Linked DNA regions of Mus musculus: region 1 is linked to region 2. Evidence: chromatin loops called from intact Hi-C (ENCODE). Cell type or tissue: left cerebral cortex. All regions are shown on one strand.

Region 1 (8,000 bases), 230 kb after region 2:
CTCTAGATTACTTGCCACACCTGACACAGGGTCAGTGCTATGGAAACAGTTGTCACTCTGAGCTCTTCAGGGTCTGATGACACACATAAATAATACAAGTATGTTTGGGACAGGCACAGTTCTTTTTTTCCCCAAATGGTTCATAATTGGTTGAATCTGAGGATATAGAACCCACAGATATGGAGGTTTAATTACATAGACAATCGTCAGCTAGTGAGTTCCCCAGGGACCCGTAACTTCCAGGGTTGGTATACATATATCATACCTGCCCTTCAGGTTGACACTGGCCCCCCTCCCTTAAGCACTGTAATACCGTGGTGTTAGCTGAGTCACCTCCTGACCTGTGTCTTAAGCAGACCTGTTATGCCTACATTTTTGCTGTTAGCGGCCCTGACCTACCATGGTAAGTTCAGCTCTGCTGCTCGGAAATGATTTCAAGATGACAGGAAGGCAGGCAGAGGCTGCTGGGAGAACAGAAAACCCAGAGCCATGACCCCAGTCAAAGCATGTGGAAGGGTCCAGCCCCCACAGGCCTCATAGACAGGATGTGAGTTGTCCAGGCTATATACCCTTCTGAACCCTTGAGTTTCAGGAAGAAAGCAAATAAACTTCGGGAGTAGTTTACCTGGCCCCATATGACCTTCCAGCTTAAGTCTTCTAAGTCCTGTGTATGAGGTCTTCACTAACAAGGTCTTACCTTCAAGGAACATGATTTAAAAAAAAAATAGTGACAAGATAGTGATTGAGAGAAGATACAAAGGCAGCGCTTTCTGCACAGATAGTGTGGAGATGTTGGGTTCTACGTGACTTTTGCTGAAGAGAGGCCTCACCACAGGAAGGGCACAGCTACACAGGGTTACATGAGATCCACCCAGCCTTACTTCATGTCACCCCCATCCTTGCCCAACTGTAGAGAGACTATATTATGTCTATATGGATGTATCACCTGTCAATAATAAATCTGATGGCCTATAGCTAAGGCAGGAAATAGGAGGTGGGACATGTGGGAGGCAGAAAGGATCCTGGGATTGTTCCAGGCAGGAGATTAGCCTGGGAAGATGGGACAAGACAGACACATGGTACCTGAGCACAGGTCAACATCCATGTGACAGAATGTAGATTAAAATAAATGGGCTATAGATTAAAATAAATGGGTTGTTTTAAGTTATGATCTAGTCTAGCTATATGGCTAAGGTATTCGTAACTATATTTTGAGTCTGAATCTTATTTCTGGGAGCATGGGGCTGAGAGGAAGAACACAAAACAGCCTGATGAATTGGTGGACATCAAAATAATGGCCTCAATAAAAATGAACTCCAGCCAGGTGGTGGTGCTGCACGCCTTTTATCCCAGCACTTGGGAGGCAGAGGCAGGCAAATTTCTGAGTTCGAGGTCAGCCTGGTCTACAAAGTGAGTTCCAGGGCAGCCAGGGCTACAATAGCGAAACCCTGTCTCAGAAAAAAAAAAAAAAAAGAAAAAACTCCATCCATTGAGTGTTCAATGCACCTACAGCAGACTCCTATGTGGAAGGAGGTTTGATATAGCCCCATTCCTGAGAGAGTCGTGCAGTGGAGTGGACACACAGGGGTCAGTCATTCTCACTAGAAGAGATACTTGTCCTGCATGGGAATTGCCTTTCGCACCTGCACCACTCCTGCCTGCCAGGTTCAAGATTTCGGATTCTGAGAACTTCTCATTAGTCAGCAGAGAGCTTCACACTATCTTGATTCAAGCCTGTGAAATCATTTGTATCAGACAGGGGCGTGGCAAGTTCAGGACACAGAATTCACCAGCCTTGCCAAGATGCTTAGCAGTGCCCTGACAGGACAGTTGGATAGCCTCTTGGCAATGGGGGTGGAGAAGCAGCTGAGGCAGAGTATTTTGTATCAACTATCTTACAGCTGGTCACAATAGCAAAGACTAAAAGCCGGAGTCGTTGTACAGCATGCAGATCAGGCAGGGGAAGGCAGAAACGATACATAGCTAGTTCCACCTGAGCATCTACAGAAACAAAGACTGGCCCTGTTGACTGGTGCTCTCCTCACTAGATAGGAGTGCTTGTGAGTTGAGCATTAAGGGGGTTGTCTTTCATCCCCATAAATTCGACAACCAGAAAGTGGGCCTCAGAGCACCGAGCCACTTCCTGCTGTCCATGATAAAATCCAGGAGCCACATGTGGACCGTCCAGTCACTGACAAATACTGCCTGTGGAAAGAATCATGCTTGTTCCTGTGATGCTAAGATTCTAATGGTCTCATGCTTAGGTTAGGAACAAGTGTCCAGCAGCAGCTGCCTCAGACACTGAGGGGTTGCCCACCAGTCTGGGATCACCCATCAGCCATCTGCAGGAAAAAAAAGACCCCCCAAGACAAGAGTCCTGCATCTTCAACAATGTCCAGTTCCTCTGAATAAAGTTGCCTTTCTCTCCCCAATGTCTTATCTCTAGAGTGAGCTGGCCTTCTGTGCATGGGGAATTCAGACTTGGGCCTGGTAACATTGTGGGTATATCAAGCCCATGGTTCCCCCCACGCACACTATGCTAGGGTCTATTATTACCTGTTATGTTTTATGGTCTGCCTTGCTATCTTCCTATTTAAATTAGAAGATTAAAAAAAAGATAGAAAGAATATAATAAGGCTTACAGTGGAATACTACCACCTAGACATGGATTAAATGATAAATAATGCATTTCTACTTTGGACAGGGTGTATGAGGTATGGTTGCATCACGGTAGAACATTAAGTGTGAGCTAAGAAGGTGCATGGCCGTGAAGTTAATAGAGCAGACTGTGTAATTTTACATTATTTCTGCCTGTCTCCTGGAATTCCCAGGGCTCTGAGATTGACATTGCAATCACTGAACTTTGACGGCACCAGGTTGTTCTCCATAATGTGGGTCAGCCTTATGCAACCAGCTGAAGGCCTTAACTAAGCCCGGAGATTGGCATCTCTAAGGAGGAGAGAAGTCTCCCACAGACCTTGTCAATGTCATTGAGTCCCTGAATCTCAGATTTTCCCAGCCAGCACTGTCACACGAGCCACTTAAGTCCTCTATGGTGAATTAGTTAATGAAATGCTGTGCTGTTGGCTGTGTTTCTCTGGAGAACTATGGCAAGAACTGACCAGCATCTGAAACAGCTGCACAAACATGTGCCCAGGAACTGGTCCATCTAGCCCAAACCAGCCTGCTCTCCACCCCACCTCTGCAGCTAACATATGCCTTTCCGCACTCCTTGTGAGTTCTGTACTAGCTCGCTGCGCCAGTGGCCTTCCTCTGATCCCCAAAACCCTCCTTCCCATGCCTGTCCATCTCTTCCCACAACCATGCATGGTTTTGTTCCTTTAATAACTCTCAAGCTCTATAAAACTCACAATAGTCCTGCTTTCTTTCCTGTACCGTGACTGATACAGCACCACACGTGTGTGTGCGCACATGTGCACACACACACACACACACACACACACACACACACAAAATGTGCCTATAGAATAAAGACCAATATTGTCAAACAGTTCTTGTTTCTTATCTCACTCGTCCATGTATTGTTCACTGAGGATCTATCCCCGAGTGCTGACTGTGCCCAGGTGCCTAAGAGAACACCAGGAATTGTCACTGGGACCTAGAACCGTGGCCTTTGCCGGTGAGGGGGGGGGGGCATTAAGCTCAATATAAAAACTTTTTGAAGATGAAGGGCACGTAGCACAGAACGTCCATTCCATTCAAGATAGCAAGATAGCCAGTTCACACATCCTACTTACCGTGGACACTGGGGAGCTGGGCTCCAAACTAAATATCCATCAGGTTCTCTTTCATGTCTGCCTATCATATAGTATAATGAATATAACATGACTCCTATATTATCCCTGTGAGATTCTTAGATCCTATATTCTGGGATAGCTATGAATTCTGACAGGGTAATAATAGTCTCAGAATAGTAACAAAAAAGGCATAGCATTGGGGTTTATTGCTTACCATATGCAAAGCAATTTTCATGAGCTGTTTTGTAATCTTCCTGCAATGCTGAAAGCCATAGCTTGCCATCTCTACTGTATGGATAAAACACTGAAATTCAGCGAGTTCTGCCACCTCTCTCAAACCTCTCAGTAACTAACCGTAAGATGCTGACATCTTTGTGGCCTCAGAGACCACGGGTTTGGTATGGTTTGGTTTCTTTTCTGCTATTACACTTTGAGTGGCAGTATTATCATAACACAATTAACAAGATTATTTATTACACAGTTACCTATAATAAAAGCTTAATTTAAAATTTTTCAGATAAGATTTTGAACGTATTTTCCATTGTCCACATGCATGTGGTGTATGTGTGTGTTGCACGTGTGTGTGCACATACACGTGTGTACGTGTAAGCTTCCATGTGGAGTCCCACGGTTGAATACTCCTGCATGCCTCTTCCACCTTACTCAGTGAGGCAGGATCTCTCAAATCAAACTCAGAGTTTGCTGATATTGCTAGTATTGCCAGCCAGCTTGCTGGAATTGGGGGGAGCGTTCCCTCGATCTCCAGCTTACAGGGCTGGAATCACAAGTGATGCCCCACACCCAAGTGGTGTTTCCATGGATTCCAAGAATCCTAACTCTGGTCCTGATGCTTGCAAAGCAAGCAGTTTAACCACTGAGCCATGTCCCCAGCACCTGCACATACATTACTGACTCCATTAACATACGAACTGCAACGTCATCTGTTCGAATCACTCCAGTGTACTTGATATTCTCATTTAATCTTCACACGAGCCCCATATGAGGTGTTAATCTTTTTCTTTTTTTTTTCTTTTTCTTTTCTTTTTTTTTTTTTTTTTTTTTAATAGGAAAATCAGAGAGCCTAGGAAAGAGTCCACGTTGGGAGTGAGACTCTCGCCGATGCCCATGCTCTACCTCCCATGCTCTTGCTCCCTCTCCCACTCTGGCTGGGGGAAAGGATGCTTCCTGCGTTTCACAGAATCTGCTCTTTCTTTCCCTTCTGCGTGCCAACATCATTTGCTGTTGTTTCTCTCTGTCTGCCGTCCTCAGTAAATGGCATCTTGTTTATCTCATGACAGTCTCCGTTTTCAGTCCCACTGAAAGATCTGGAAGGTTCTTTTCGTTGGTAAATTTCCAGAGGAACAGTCAGTGGAAGAAAGAAAACTTATCAGAGTACGGAAGCTGCGAAGGGACAAACTGCTTCTACCCATTGCCGCTCATACGTCAGACATGGCTTCCCCTTTGCTCACTCACACTCTCCCTCCTAACCTGAGGACTCTGCTTCCAACCAAGACTCAGACCCACTGAGGATTTCATTTCGCCCTCAACTGCAGCTGACTCTGGCCATCGGGGATAATTGTTGACAACTAGGTAGACACCCTGTCTCTTCTACAATCAAAGGGAAAGATGGCCGTGACTTTGTGACAGAAACCTGGGGATAAAGTCTGACTCCTATGATTCAGTTCACCACCACCCTCAGCTCCAAAGCAAAAAATAAAATTAAATAAATAAAATAAACTCGAAGGGAAGAGAAGTGGTTTTGAACTCATTACAGGGAAAGAACATATGATTCACGATAAGGAGAAACATCCACAGAAACTCACAGTGGGACTAAACAGCTAACGTTTATGAAAGGCTCCATCTGTGCCTAGAGAGCCATGTGCGCTTTTCAACTGCCCTGCCAGACAGACACGGTCATTTCCATATTTTACAGAGAATGACTGCCAGGAAGAAAGTCTGAGTTTATGAACATTTCCAACTCAAAGGAGCAAGCTTTTCCCATCATACTTTACAGCATTTATGTATAAAATTATGCAAATTTCTCTTCAACTCTCTGAAAATGAAGTTGTATGAAAGATAATAAAATCTTCAAAGGGGGGGGCTTGAGAGCCTGCTGAAGCCTCTACGAACTGCCCCTCTTCTCTCGTGGTTCTTATTCCAAGTACCGCTGGGCTTAAGCCTCAGGAAAACTTGTTTTTGAAACTCAAATCAATAACAAAAGCAAACAAGAAAAAAATTTTTTTCATCTCATCTTTAAAAAAAAAAAACAACTTAGAAATGTTCCAGCCCTACAGTCCCAGAAGCTGAGTCCCATCTCACTTAGTCATGGGAGAAGCCCTGTGCCCTGCTGAGGAAGGGAGAAGCCCTGTGCCCTGCTGAGGAAGGGAGAAGCCCTGTGCCCTGCTGAGGAAGGGAGAAGCCCTGTGCCCTGCTGAGGAAGGGCTTCTTCCTCCCGGTAGTGGGTTTCGGCTCTTCTCACCAAAGATACCGTCCCTTCTCCTCACCCATGGGAGGCAAACCAGGCCAGAGTCTCCTAACCCACCCCAGGTTTTGAGTGAAGTTCAAAAAAAAGAGAACAACTAAGGAAGCTTATCCTGGAGACAATGTGCCACTGTTGTTCCTGATCACTGGCATGCTCTCTCTCCCTCTCTCCCTCTCTCTCTCTCTCTCTCTGTCTCTCTCTGTCTCTCTCTCTCTCTCTCTCTCTCTCTCTCTCTCTCACTCTTGCTTTCTCTTACACTCTCTGGCTCATTCTCTCTCTCGCTCACTCTCGCTCTCATTCCCTTCCTCTCCTTCCTCCCCATCCTCAAGGATCCAGCCTGAACACTCATCCTGTCCATCTGAGGTCATATCACATGGTTGCTGGATCCACTGTGGTTCCGTGGACCCTCCATGAGCACGGCGCAGGGCACAGCGGACTCACTGCATTGCCATAGGTTCGGGTTCTTTTGCATGGAAGAGGAGAGCCGGTGGCTGCTAAGCCGGCTGAGAGCTACCAGTGGCAGAAGTTACCTGTAGGTCAAGGTTTACTGGTAGAGCAAAGAAAAGGATAAAAGAAAGGGGTCATAAAGCTTAGCAGATCAGTGCACCATGTAAAATCAGAGCTGATAGCACATCCAAGGACCCAAAGGTTTACCAGAACTCCAAATTCTGATAAGCAGAAGAGAACTGAGATTGATGGAAACGTCTCCCAAAGCTTGGAGGCAGAGGTGGGTAGCGTTGAAATAGAACCATGTCAGAAACACAATGATTCTTGTTAAGATGTGAAGGGGGGGGGGGCATTGTAACTGATCCCTAAAGATGTAGGGTGTGTGAACACAAATCATGAACATCTTTTGCGTGAACATCTTTCGATCGCATAAATACATCAGTTTCAGTCCTAGAATCTTTCTACACAATATTCTGCTTTGCCTACAGCGCTGTCTGGAAAGCTAAGGATTTCTACATTAATGGGATGGACAAGCTAGCTTAGAAAAACAGTCCTTCAGCGGGAGAGGGGGATGGGGGGGAGGATAAGGGGTGGGGGTGGGAAGTAGGGAATCTAAGCAGAGAGTTAAGGAGCAAAGAAAATGTGTGCGTTTTTGTTTTGTTTTAAGAATAAGAGACTGGTGGTGTCTTAGTTACTTCTCTATTGCTGTGTCAAAACCCTATGACCAAAGCAGCTTATTTAAAAAAGAAAAGAGCATTTAATTGTGTTTACAGTTTCAGAGCATTGGAGTCCATGGCGGCAGAGAAAGGGGAATGGTAGAGAACTCACATCGGGCTCCCCACTGGGGAATCTAGGAATGGCTCAACTCTTTTGAAACCTTAAAGCCCACCCCAAATGACTCACCACCTCTGACCAGGTTACACCTCCTAATCCTTCCCAAACAGTTCCACCAGCTGGGGACCAAGTAGCCAAACACCTGAGCCTGTGGAGGGCTCAAATCATCACAGGTAGTTTGAATGAGATGCCTCCCCCCCCCCATAGTCTCAAGGACAGGAACATGTGCTCCTCGGACGGTGGGGTGGGGTGGGGTGGGGAGGCTTAGGAGGTATGGCTGTGCTGGAACAAGTATGCCACTGGAGGGAGACTTTAAGAGCTCAGCTTTGTTCCCTCTGTGGTTTGCTTGAAGTTCAAGGTATGAGTCGGCAGCATCCAGGGCCTGCCACCATCCTTGCTGTTTGCTGGCACACTTCACCACCATAACAAACTCTAAGGCCAGATAAACCCTTTCTTCTATAAGTTGTATTAGTGGTGGT
Region 2 (8,000 bases):
CTCAAGTGGAGCAAAGGAATCCATCTGTGACAAAATACCTGGCACGCCTCTAAGGACTCTGGGTACAGTCTTTGTGATAATCTTTGCCAAGTCACTGTGAGGTGCTACAGTTGATATCACATTTCGGCTGAGGAGACTGAGGTGAAGTAATTCATAGGCGGTCACACAACCCTTGAATAGAGGGGCAGGAGTAGAACACAGGCAGCCGGAATGACCATACAAATTAGAACAGACCAGTCTGCCAGCATCAGTAAATGGAGAATACAATACGGCTTGAGTCAGGTCACATGAGCTGGTTGCTACTTAGCTATTACAATTCTTTTTATAGCAAACACTATTTCAGAAAGAAGACAAAGACGACTGTAAATCCCTAAGGTTCAGTCTTAGGAACAAATCAGGGACACAAGGAGAGCCGAGATGCTGGCCTCGATCAAAAAGAACAAATTAAAGTGGTAAACTGTAGTGTTAGGGGGAACTAAATTGTCAGCCAAGCATGGTGGCCAAAGGAAGCTAACTTCATCTGTTACTTAACATGATGTTAACTTCATCTGTCTTTGACAGTAGACATTGCTGTTTAACGCCCATGAATGACTCATTTGTCAGTAGCCACAAGGCAAAATGGCCTCACTCCGCTGATGGCAACTTTCAAATCTAGCAGAATGGTAAATGCACTTATGTTTTGAATGCATTACGTTTCAACTTGGAGGTTTGCAGCTAAATGCATACACCAAAGATGTGAGGGCAGGAATTAGAGCAGACAGATTCACAGAGCTCTCTGCTACAGGCTACATGAGGAGGGAAAACCCAGCCCTCACACCCATCTGGAAGAGAGTGGCCATGGTACTCTACGTGGAGCCAACAACCAAATTGAATAAAGGAAGCTCTCCGTGTAATAACAGGGAGTTACATCCAGAATTTTCTCCATGAAAAGGCACACACTGCGTCATCACATTTCACAACATTGTGAGTTTGAAATGAAAACAGCAATCCATAGTTTCCTACGGTTTTTAAAAGAAACAGCAGAACCAGACCGGCAAGTCAAAAACCAGTCGTAAGGACTGAGAACACAGAGACGAAGAGTGTGTCTCATTTTCTGTGTTTATTTTGGAACCATGTAATATTATTTAAAGTTAAAAACATTTTTCAACCTGAAACTAGAAACCCCTGGTCTGTAGAACAGTGATTCACGAAGGTTGGATGAGGCTCAGATACTGGTACCAACATAAGGAACCGGACAGTAAAGCTCAGCACCACACAAAGGCTGGGCACACCTGGGTCCCAGCACTGGGGGAGTGGAGAGCTGGCCAGCCCAGCCTGATCAGACACAGTGAGCTTCTGGTTCAGTTGGAAATGCTGTTTCAAAGGAAGAGAGCAGTTAAGCACTGTTCTCCATAGACCACAAGTCTATCACGTACACGAACTTGCAGATGCTATGGTTTTGTTTAGGTCATGTCAATCACAATTACAACATGGCTGGAGACAGGGTTTATAAAGATCCACCCCCAGCTGGGGAACAATTGATATGCGACAAAGAGGGACAGAGAGTCGGTTTTCCTCAGGGATGAATCCCTGGTCGATTGATTGCCCTACACCCATATACACACACTGGAAGCCTTGACTAACCTCAGAATGTTTAAAACATGAGGATATGAAAGTGGGAGAGCCTTTGGAGCCTATAAGGACTTGAAACAGAGGAGCAAGGAAATACTTATGATCAAAATACATTGTAAACAAATATAAAAGAATAAACATATTCAAAGAATAAACAATATTTTTAAATAAATAAGACGTGTGTGTGTGTGTGTGTGTGTGTGTGTGTGTGTGTGTGTGTGTGTGTGCAGGTGTATGCAGTAATAATTAAAAAGAGGCCGTCAATTTGAGAGGGAGTGAAAGAGGGGCTTGCGAGGGGTTGGGAGAACAGGGAGGGCATGGTGGTGCAACTATCCATCAATAAAAACAGGAATAAAGTAGAGAGTTATAGAAATTGTCTAATATCTTCTCCTGAGATCTGTGTGCCCACATGTGCTGAGAAGTACCTACACACACACATAAATAATAGATAGATAGATAGATAGATAGATAGATAGATAGATAGATAGAGAGAAAGATAGAGAGATAGAGAGATAGAGAGATAGAGAGATAGAGAGATAGAGAGATAAAATAAATGTAAAAATGAACCCTCACCGTTGGGAAGCTTGTCAGGAGAAAGACAGATAAAATGGAGACCAAGTTTGATATGGGAATAAAAATGCCACTCTAAACCCCAGTAATATATATTATATGTGTAATATATTATATATTTATATATTAAATATTTATAAGTCTAATATATTATATAAATATAAGTAATATAATATATAAATTGATATATAAATATATATTTATTTAATACATGATAACCAGAACAAAGATAAATGGTTTGTGAACTATGTGGAAAGAATTTAAGTTTGAAGCTGATGGTGCTAACTTGGGCCACTTGAAGTGACTCTAAAGCACAGGATTTGGCTGTGTCCCTAAAGACAGCACCCTAAAATGAATCTACACACTATTCATAACTGCTCATCATGAAAATGCTTTTGATACTTTGAAACTATCATAGGCTACATTGTAAGATAATGCAAATTAAAACGAAATCCTTGAGCTTAAGATTGAAAAAAAAAAAAACATAGACGTTCCAGTAGGTGAAGTAAAACCTCTTGAATTTGAATTACAATTATCAAGAAAAAGTTCATTGCTTATTTTCCCCTTTTAAAAGAAGTAAGATTTCCTAGCTTTGCCGATTAAATGCCTCTGCACTAACAGCTGAGTAGCTAACTGTCCCATCCCCCAGTCACATGACCTCCTCATGTTGGCTTGTACGGAAAGAAGAGCTTTGCTTGGGGGACAGGAGGGATGGCAGAGTCCCGATCTGAGGCGGAGCAAGCGCCACACAAGCAGGATGCCCTTACACTAAAAGTAGCCCAACCATGGAATCACCGGGATGCCACCCGTGAGAGTTTGAACTTCACCTGATGGGACCAGTGGGGGATGAAACAACGTCAGACAAAATTAATGCCAAGCAGGGGTCAGGTGAACCATGCAAGCAGATGGAGACACACTAGCAGCAACCCAGAAAAATCAGCGAGTTTATCACATACAGCATAAACAGGAAGTAGGTTAGCTAGCTGATATTGGTCGGGGTCTGTGGAAGAAAGCTGTTCAGGGCTGTAGTCAGTCAGAGAGGAAGAGGTAGCAGTACTTTCTGCAGGTGCTGGCTTGAACTAAACAGCTACCGATCATCAATATCTACAGTTGGACCAGGGAAGGTCCTGCCGTTCCCATGACTCTGAGGCATCAAGTCTTTAATATGGCTGTGCTCGTGTCAATAATACACATCCACTCAGGACTCCATCCGCTCCTCAGCCCAGCTCAGAGCAAAACGGCAGACGGCTACCTCGAGCATCCTCACTAGCCAACCTCGGCACAGGCTGAGCGCACGAAGAAAAGAGAGAAACATGGGTTTGGGGAAAAGCGTTTCATTACTGGCTTCTCTGGTTTTGTGTAAGTTTAAATTTTCTGATAATAGATTTTAATAAGAATAATAGCATCACTTTTTTAAAAAAATTTTTGTATGTGAGTACACTGTTACTTCCTTCAGACCCACTAGAAGAGGATGTTGCATCCCATAACAGATGGTTGGAGCCACTGGGAATTGAACTCAGAACCTCTGGAAAAGCAGTCAGTGCTCCTAACTGCTGAGCCATCTCTCCATCCCACAATAGCATTAGTTACTTGGCTTGATGTCAAGAACCCTTAAGGCTGGAGAGATGCTCAGTGGTTGAGAACGTATACTGCTGTTATAGGGAACCCAAGTTCAGTCCCAAGCACTTTGGGCAGTTCATAGTGGCTTGAAACTCCAGCTCTAAAAGATCTGGTGCCCTCTTCTGGCTTCAATGGAAACTGCACTGATATGTAGGTACAAACCTATTCTCAGACACATACATATACACTTAATTAAAAGTAAAAATAAAATATTTTCACACACAAAAAATAATGCTTGAGTGCCTTGGGTTAAATCTCTTCTCCTTGCCCTTGGCATTTTGACTTCCTATGTGTTTGTTACCACTCATACCTGTAAAATAATAGAGGGAAATTTCCCTGCTTTGGTGTTTTTATGCTATGTGAATAATTAGAATCTGACGGTACTGAGGATTTTTATTATTTTATTAAAAATATTTAAATTGAGACAGATATAAATTAGAGGGTAAACTTTTTAAAATTAGAGAGCTATACACTTATGACTTACAAAATAAAATGACCAAACATTAGTAAAAAACATTTGTTTATAGTATGGGCACAAAAAGATGAAGTCAGTACTTCATGATCAAGTTTTATGCATCCACACCCTCTTACTTGAAGACTAAGTCAAAGTAGAGGTTATGTCACATGGGAATAAACAATTAAATCATTGTTCCGAAGAATAGGCTGATTTGTGTAGACTGAAATACTGAAATCAGCAGCTTCCTGCTGAATGAAAGATTATATCCCCTTAATCTGTATCGCTACCACTAATGAGGAATGGACCTTGTAAGATGTTTGTAAAAGCTTCACAGTGCTCATTTTGCAACAACTTTATTTGCACATATATGAACAAAGGTTCATCTGATAAACAGCCCTTCCTTCGGTGTTATTCCACTCTTTAACTTGTAAAAGTCATCTTGCATGTTTTCAGTTCAGTCAGTAAAGCACTTGCCACTTAAGGATTAAAGACTTGAAGGTCCACAACACACACACAAACCAAAACAAACAAGCAAACAAACAAAAAACACTTGTCATGGTTTGGGAAAGCAGAGACTGGTTGATCCCTGGAGCTCACTGGTTATTTAATGCTGCCAGGACAGTGGTATCTGTACTTAGTGACAGATCCTCTCCCAGACACTCAAGTGGAAAGCAATAGACAAAGGCATTGCTGGCCTCTGGCTTACATATGCATGTGTACCTGCACACACATCCATGTATATGCACACGTGCACATGTACCTGCACACACATCCATGTATATGCACACGTGCACATGTACCTGCACACACATCCATGTATATACACACAAGTGCACGTGTACCTGCACACACATCCATGTATACACACACGTGTGCACATGTACCTGCACACACATCCATCTATCTACACACGTGCATGTGTGCCCACACACACATCCATGTATAACACATGCATGTGCACACACACACACACACAAACACATGCACAAGCAGATTCATATATACACAGCACACAGTTCAGTGGGCATAGCAATGTGACATTGTAATTAAAAAAGCAATCGTTTTAGCTTTTTAATAGTTCCCAGAATCAGTGTCTCACCTGTTTCTCAATGGGAAAGCTGATTAAGCAACGGGCACCATGACAATATGCTGCAATTTTACAGAGTTTACATAACACGCTTCGTGTCATTCATGCTCCTTCAAACTGTTATTTAGGGAATGCAGTGTCTTGTGCTCTCGTTTTCTTTCAGCATGATATAAAACTTGTAAAGCATTCTGATACCTAAAGCACACAAAGGCTCAACACAGAAATGCTTCCGTTTGAAAGGCATGTTCACATTCGAGCTATCAACTGTTCAAACAGGAACCAAACTGTGTGGCCTCGAAATCACTGGACAAGAAAAGGAAACCTTTCCTCCTTTTCGCTTTTTGGTAAAGAAATAGCAAATACGGATTTGGAAAATGATTAGAAATCATTCTTTTTTTTGCAGTATCAAATTGGCTGGTAATTATTCCCAACTTCATCTTCACTCTCGTTCTGTGATTTCTCATGTCAATCTCAGTAAAGTGTTAGCATCTCTACTGTTTTTCCCTGTCCATTCTCCCCTAGATTTCTCATCACTGCTGAAGTTTGAACTTCATTGTCTGATAAATCCTTCAGTAATCTGACCCAGGAAACTTTCCCACGCACAACACACACACACACACACACACACACACACACACACACACACACACACTTCTGTTATGTGCAACAGGCAAGTGAGATTGTTACTGACGTCGTCTCCTACTCTGAAATTCTTCTGACCCCACTTAGCAGAATTCCGTGTTCTCTTGAACAAGCTCTGCTTTTGAGATCCAGGTAAGCATCGCCACTCTCAAGACAGTAGCTGGAAGCCATTGGAAGAGATTTGCCTGCCTACCTCTGGCTTCCGCCAGTGGATCTGTGAACCAGGGCTCTAACAAGGGTGCTCCTTATGCCTTTTCTTGCCCCTAATTATATCATGAACTCTTTAAAGCAATGCTTGCAGGCATTTTTCCTTTGATTTCCTGCTGTGGGTTCGTCAACTTCCAATAAAGTGTTATGCAACTAGAAAGAGGCAGATCCCTCCTTCAGAGGAGAAAAACATCTACCTCTGAGTTACTGGTGGCTGCTTGGATGAACTAGCTGAGGCATGTGGATGAGCCTTGAAAAGCTGACAGAGACTGTCAACCTTACCTGGGAACAGGGATAATAGGGTGTGTTGTACCTGAAAGCAGCCAAGGGATGCTAGTGTGACCGGTGCCTTGACAGAGGAGAGCTAAGAGGCACGGGAGCACATGGATGTGGAGTGGCCAGGAAGAGGATGAAACACTGGCAATTTGTCAGAATTCTGCAAGAGTGGAAATAAGATCCAGGGACCCCCAGCCTTGAAGAGGATCTAATGAGACCAGTGGCCACTAAGAGAAAAGTCCCTCTTCTTTGGATATATGGCAAGTGGCAGAATGTCCTTGCCCCAGTGAATGGCCCAACACTTACATACAGTATTGATTGGACTTAGGGGGTTGTTATTGTCAAAAAAAAATGTAGAAAGGTAGAAAGGGTATAGGAATAGAATGCATAACGAAGTGTTAGAGAAATTAAATCATGGAGAGACGTGATTAAAATACATTGAGTAAATACATAAAGTTATTTTCAAAGAATGAATAAAAATATTATTAAATAAAAAGTGCAAGGATGGGAGTATGGTTCAATAGCAGGACACTTCAAAGCATATGCAGTGCCCTGGCTTCAGTCCCTGGTGTCGTGTTTTATAAAAAGCCAATTATATGTTTTGTAGGACATGGTATGGTGAGGTGGGAGGGGTGTTTCCGTGGGCCCATGCTGTGGCACCCCTTCCCTGTGAGGTACCAGCCATACAATGAATATACTATAGAATAGAGTTTATTTAGGGGATGCGTAGAGGAGTTGACAAAGGAGTAGAGACAGAGAAAGACAGAATGGGGAGAGAGACAGAGACAGACAGACAGACAGACAGACAGAGAGGGGGGAAGGGGGAAGGGAGGGGGACGGGCAAGGCAAGGTGAGGCTGAGGCCAGCCAGGAACACATAGAGAAGGGGGAAGGGGAAGGGGAGAAAGAGAAGAAGGGGTTAGGGTCAGAAAAGAGGCAGAGAGAGAGAGGCCAAATAGCCCCTTTTATAGCAAGCCAGGCCTACCCTGCTGTTGCTAGGTAACCATTGGGCAGAACATAGAAGGAATACTAACACATAGCATCACCCAGAAAATAAGTCTAAAAATGTTCAGGGGATAGCACAAAAAGGATGCAAGAAGATTATAAGAGCCAGAGACCATGTCAGCTTCGAGACTGTGTCGTGTAGATGTCACATTGTTGCTGCAGAAATCTCACCAACAATGGATGCCTAAGTAAGACCTCAATGAAGACAACACCAGCTGTCATGACAACGTGGATGAGAGATGCCTCACTGGGTCCCATCCCAAGATGAAGAGCTACAGGCAGTTAACAACTGCGGCGAGGAGGATCCTTAGTTATCCAAAGGAAAGAGCCTCATAATGGGTTATCCAGCGCCAAGTCGGCAGCCCACAAAACACATACGTGTAAGCCACACTACATTGATTGTATATATATATATATATATATATATATATATATATATATATATATATATATACATTGTTGTATGTATGTGGTTAGATATGTATTTGTGTGTGTAAAAGAATAATATTAAACGGGGAGAATGGCC

Evidence for each region. A loop is a pair of places that touch in the nucleus more often than their neighbours do. Peaks named below come from ENCODE experiments on the same cell type or tissue, not always from the same donor. Only the 100,000 strongest peaks of a DNase experiment are listed, where the experiment ranks them.
Region 1: a loop joins it to region 2, with 2.5 times the contacts of the local background. A loop is called at or near these places in 24 of 42 quality-filtered maps.

The regions. Positions count from the first base shown.
Region 1 is chr16:89,751,942-89,759,941 of GRCm38, forward strand. No RefSeq gene overlaps it. Among named protein-coding and RNA genes, the nearest start is that of Gm35500, 37 kb to the left of the region's middle. In left cerebral cortex, no CTCF peak of the experiment used is centred here; DNase peaks (open chromatin) are centred at 4,620 and 5,646.
Region 2 is chr16:89,521,155-89,529,154 of GRCm38, forward strand. No RefSeq gene overlaps it. Among named protein-coding and RNA genes, the nearest start is that of Krtap7-1, 17 kb to the left of the region's middle. In left cerebral cortex, a CTCF peak has its summit at 3,934 (motif pointing left); DNase peaks (open chromatin) are centred at 3,923 and 7,602.